Linked DNA regions of Homo sapiens: region 1 is linked to region 2. A link is a contact called in ENCODE Hi-C or POLR2A ChIA-PET data. All regions are on one chromosome and are shown on one strand. Each heading gives the region's core, a stretch centred on a gene start or an enhancer-like site at or near the end of the contact. The rest is flanking DNA. Distances are from core to core; before and after follow the strand shown.

What was found. A loop is a pair of places that touch in the nucleus more often than their neighbours do. ChIA-PET counts read pairs that join two places held with the same protein, here RNA polymerase II (POLR2A). Pooled maps may share reads with other maps.
Region 1: a loop to region 2 is called in a map of heart right ventricle, with 12 times the contacts of the local background. The contact joins two enhancer-like sites. A Hi-C loop is called at or near these places in 18 of 168 maps with a recorded cell type or tissue (Right ventricle myocardium inferior, aorta, ascending aorta and 6 more) and 17 of 50 pooled maps. POLR2A ChIA-PET finds 5 or more read pairs at or near these places in 1 of 52 experiments (A673).

The regions. Positions count from the first base shown.
Region 1 is chr1:176,691,173-176,693,872 of GRCh38, reverse strand. PAPPA2 (pappalysin 2) reads right to left here. Exons shown (of 23, transcript NM_020318.3): 6 at 1,555-1,747. Among named protein-coding and RNA genes, the nearest start is that of PAPPA2, 230 kb to the right of the region's middle. Within about 2 kb of position 1,277, at least 5 of the 41 ENCODE cell types and tissues checked have a DNase peak (open chromatin) inside an H3K27ac peak, as active enhancers do; they include heart right ventricle, where a contact is called at or near this core.
Region 2 is chr1:176,655,069-176,657,768 of GRCh38, reverse strand. The region is part of intron 3 of PAPPA2 (pappalysin 2); the gene reads right to left. Among named protein-coding and RNA genes, the nearest start is that of PAPPA2, 190 kb to the right of the region's middle. Within about 2 kb of position 1,333, at least 5 of the 41 ENCODE cell types and tissues checked have a DNase peak (open chromatin) inside an H3K27ac peak, as active enhancers do; they include heart right ventricle, where a contact is called at or near this core.

The DNA.
Region 1 (2,700 bases), core at 28-2,527, 36 kb before region 2:
GTTTGCACACACCCACAGAGGACTTGCTGTTCAGGCAGTTCGACCAAAGCTGCACAAGGTCACACTTGCAGGAAGATGATTCTCACACACATCACACAGATGTGTGCTGACTCACAAACAGAGCCCAAAAGGGTTTGGGCGCTGATGACCATGAAACTACTTTGTAGGGTTGTGAGGTCTAAGTGGTGTCACACACTAAGTATGTATCAAGGTATCAGGGACAGGTATCAAAATCCCAAGAGGCTGAAATACCACTGTGAAAGAGGATTCACCAGCTTCCTCCTATCCCTGTCTCTCTCTTGCCTCTCTCCCTAGGCTTTCAGCAAAGCTGAAGGGCACGGAAACTTGCTCCAGCGACACCCTTCTCTTTAGCTGAGGCCTGACACCCAGAGGGAAAGTGTGGTGCAAAGAAGAGATGTGCTAAATAAGAATGCTCTAAATTAAAAGAAAGCATCCATTCTATGTTCCTTATTCCCGAATTTCCACTGGACTCCCGAGTTCACCTCCAATCAGTTGTGGGGTCTTGGGTTTGCCATTGTATGTTTCTCTATGCCTCAGAATTCTCACTTATTTAGCAGGAACTGCGTTTACTGCAAAGACTAAATAAGACAAGTGCAAGTAAAATACCTAGCACAACACTTCACATATAGTGCCACAAATAGATCAGGGACTGTCGTCATTCAGAATACAGCAGTAGGTTTTGAAAGAGGTCAGTCTGCACAGGTCACAGAAGGGGTTCTGGTCCTTCTCAGTGAAACCACATTCTCCCATCCCTCACCAATTATCAGATGTCATTCATTTTCCTACCTTTCTCTCCTTTCTACAAAAATTTATCTGTTATTCTTTCAAACCAATATGCAAAGGACAAATGAAAGTTAGTTTTAGGTGTAATGCTTTTCTTCAGCAAACACACATTAGGTGTCTGTTGTGGCAGGGCAAGAGACAAAGAGACAAAAAATCATCCTGCCTCCCCCAGTAGTTGCCAGTCAAGTGGGGCAGGTAGGAAAATAAGCAGAGGATGACAATTCCATAAGATAGTGGCCTTAAGAGGGGGAGGCACAGGAGGCTGAGAAGGTGTCAGAAGCACCTACGTAAGTCAGGGAAGCCCTCTGATGCACAGCTTGTGGCAGTGGGCACACTACCATCCACCCACACCCAGAAGTGCCTGGAGAAGCATGCTGTAATCCCTCCCCCAACACCACTCTGCAAGTGGCAAGCTGCCACTCCACCCTCATGCCACAGAGGAACAGCTGACAGAGACAAATGGCAGATGCCCTCTCCGTTCTGCCAATTTATCCCTGTCACATCGGTCAGGCTCTCCAGGCCTCCCTGAGGGGGGAGTGAGCACTTAAGATGAGCCACTGGCTCACAAGAGAGCCCATGAGTTCTGCTAAAGCAACGAGAACAGAGCAGGCTGGAGCAGCAGCTCTGAGCAGTGGTGCACACATTTATACTTCCAAATTGGAGTTCCCCTGGATTCATATTCTTCCCCTCATTCATATGAAATGCCACAGAGAAATAAGCCAGCTCACCCACAGCCAGTGCCTCTCTCACCTGTCATATACAACTCCACTAATAGGAGGCAGCCAGTGGATAGTGAGGGACTTGTTGGTCTGTCCGATGACCATAGGTGGAATGGGGATGGGGGTGGGCTTTCTGCTTTCAGTCCACTGCTGATAGACTAGGTCCAAATAGCAATGCATTCGGGCCACTTGGTTAGGAGTGAAGTTGTCAGTGCAGTTATCATCTGTGGAGACAAAAAAGGTGGCACAAGAGATGGAGATTTTAACCCATCAAGTCCACCAAGGCAGGGATAAATTTGTGTCTTGTTCATGGCTGAGTTAACTTATTAGGCTCAATGAGCACTTACTTGTTGAATGAATGAACAAATGCAATCTGTTCCAGAAAGGGTCTAAGCTGGAAAGGGTAAGAGAAGACAGAGACCAGAGATGCAGCACTTTCATATCTAAAGCAAGGTCATGACCTTAAAGTTGGGCAGCTCAGGTTGCTCTGAGCTGATGGTTGCTTATTCAGCAAACCACAAGATGGCAGTGTTTCAACAGATGGCCTTTTCACTTGTGAACGTTTGTGGAGTTTCAGACACCTGCTTTATTGCCCAGTGACGTTGGCAGAGGTTAGTGAGTATTCAGTGGAGCTGCTCAAGGGGAAAGAGAGCCAAATGCCAATGAGACAGCAGGGCTGGGAATGGTGGTCTCAGCCTCACTTTTGAATCTGGCAAGGTCTCTTTAGCAGGTACATTTTGCATAGGGTTGGAAAGGGAGTTTTCTTAGTGCCAGGAACTTTTCTAGTGAAAGCACACCAGTCAAATACTGCCTCACTCAGCTTCCTAAATGTTTCCTCTTCCCGCTTCAAAGGTGCTGCCTCCAGAGCTCTGCCCTCTGCATGGCATCGTCTGGTGTTTCTGCCCCTTGATGGGGGAGAGGTGCTGGTGCTTACACATCTGATGCACCTGAATTATTCACCGCAATGAAACTCAGATAGACACATCTTGAAAGATGACAGACAGAATCGGCTCATCACGCTTTCCTCCCTTCAAAGTCATGACCAGGGTGTGGTGGTTTATTCTTTTTTGGATAGTTCTAGAAGAACCTGTCACCAAACAAGCCCCCAAAACTTATAGAAAAAATATCTTCTTTCACCATTGTACTAGGTCATCAAATAAGTCTTTAATTTTAGGGA
Region 2 (2,700 bases), core at 84-2,583:
TAACCACACAGATAACTGCATAATAAGTATCTCTAATTTGATTATCACACAGGCCTAAAATTCCCACCCAAACTTGTTATTCTTTCTGTTTCACACTGCCTGAGCTGTCCAATTACTCAATTTAAAAACTGAGAAATTATTTTGGACTCTTCCTCTTCCTGACTACACCACATTCAATTAATTGTCAATTTCTGTTGGTTCTATTTATAAATATCTCTTAAATCCAACCACACCCTTCTAGTAAGCTTCTCTGTTCCGTGTTTTGCACTCCTTGAATACAAACTCCACGCTTTCTCAAGACTAACCTTTCAAAAATGGCAGATCTAATCATGTTCCTTCTCTGCTTTAAGGAACTCTAAATGTCTTACTATGGTTTACAAGACCTTTCAGGATCTGGCTGCTAGTAACCTCTCTAGCATCAATCTTTCTACTTCCTTCTAACTCTCGTGAATGTTTCCCTCTCTCTTATCCGGGCCACTGGGCTTTTGGACCAATAGCATCTGCCTTCCCTTCCATGCCTATCTCCAGGATAACTTCTTTTCATCTGACAGATTTTGGTATAGATGTCAATTCTGGGAAGGCTTTCCTAATACCCTAAATCCTGGTCTGGTGCTTTTGTCCACAACTTTTGTGACACCTTTTACTTTCACTGCCAGAGTGCCTGGCAGAGTGCTGCTTCTTGAGGACTCCCCAATTAAGCCACAGACTGTGGGAGTAGGAATGCTGTCTGGGCTTGTTCAGTATTGTGCCTTGAGTGTTCAGCACAGGGTCTGAGATTTAGTAGTTGCCCAGTAATTCCTCTCTGAATTAATGAGTATGTCCCCCTCACCTCTAAAGTCAAAGTGTAAAGAATTTTCAATGACCAATGTTCTTATAAGACCAGTTTACTTTCTCTATTTCAAAAAAAAACAGAAAGTCTAGAGTTCAGTTTAGTGCATGTATGCTGTCAAAAATAACTGACTTCTGGTGTGTGTGTGTGTGTGTGAAAGAGAGAGAGAGAGAGGGAGATTACAGAAAGAATGCTTTGCTTGAAAACAGGATTTGAAGAAAATCTTTAAAATGTTCTAAAGCAATTGAGGAAAGAGGTTTAAGAGAAGAGAGAAGAAGCACAAAAGAATGACTAAAATACTGGATGACTTCACAAGTTTTTACCATTAGCTGAGACACATCATGTCCGCTCCAGTTACCAACAATAACTACTCTTCCCGGGAAAAGCTTCCTATTTTTAAACCTGGTGTAATGCCTGTGGAATTACATTGCCCATTCCTACCCAGGCCCCGAGAGCTTATCATCATAGAGTGTTTTTGCCAAGAATCTGCTCTGCCCTTAGTCACCATACAAAGAGTTGTCAAAGACAGAGTGAGGAGAGAGGTTGGGCTTTGGGTGTAGTTTTGTTTTTTGCTGCCTACCAGTGGCAGCAGGTCCTATAAACTGCTCTTTGGAGTTTGGCTGTTTCAGATATAACTAGACTCTGTAGTTTAAGGGGATTCTACAGCAGAGCAATATCAGCAAACCTAGGAGAGGGAAGCAATGAAGTATTATCTGCCTTGTTTTCCATTTAGAGTTCATCTCCAGCATTAATATAGTCAGCTACTATTGAATAAGCACTTGACAATATGCAAGATGATATGTTAAGTTGCTGGGACCTGTGCTCAGGGAACCAGCAAAGAGAGAGAAAGTTCAATATTGAAAATATATTCAGAAATCTATTTCTGAAAAAAAAATATTCTGAAAATCTGCAGACAATATTAATTTTGCTTTATTTTAAAAATTAAATGTTTACTTTTGATTTATATATCACGGGACAGTGATGGAAGGGATGTTTTCTGAGGTTCTCAAAACCATTAATCTGGCCCAGGAAAAGGTATATAGAGTCAAAAGAGAAAAGAGGATAAACTCTAAGGAACAGAAATTTTTACTTTTTATTTCTTTATTTGTATAATTTATGGGGACCGGTGTAATTTTGTTACATGGATATATTGTGTGCTGGTGATGTCAGAGCTTTTAATGTGCCTATCGCCCAAATAATATACACTGTACCCATTAAGTAATTTCTTATCATCCACCCGCTTTCTACTCTTCCACTTTTCCAAGTCTCCATTGTCTATCATTTCACACTCTGTGTCCATGTGTACACATTATTTTTATCTGACTTATAAGTGAGAAGATGCCATTCTGACTGGTGTAAGATGGCATCTTATTGTGGATTTAATGTGCATTTTGCTCATGATAAGAAATATTGAGCATTTTTTAATCCGCTTGTTGGCCATTTATATATCTTCTGAAAAATGCCTATTTATTTCCTTTGCCCATTTTAATGTGATTATTTGGGGTTTCTTTTATTTTTGAGTTGTTTGAATTTCTTATAGAGTCTGGATGTTAGTTCCCTGTCAGATGAATAGTTAACAAATATTTTCTCTCATTCTGCAGGTTGTCTGTTCGATATCACAATGGATGCAGAAAAAGCATTTGAAAAAAGTCAACATCACTTCATGATAAAAACCATGAGCAAACTAGGCATAGACGGAACACATCTCAAAATAAAAAAGTCATATATGACAAAACCACAGCCAACATTATACTGAATGCAGAAAAGTTGAAAGCATTCCTTTCAACAAGTGGAACAAGACAAGGTTGCCCACTTTCACCATTCCTGTTCAAACATAGTACTGGAAGACCTAACCAGAGCAATCAGACAAG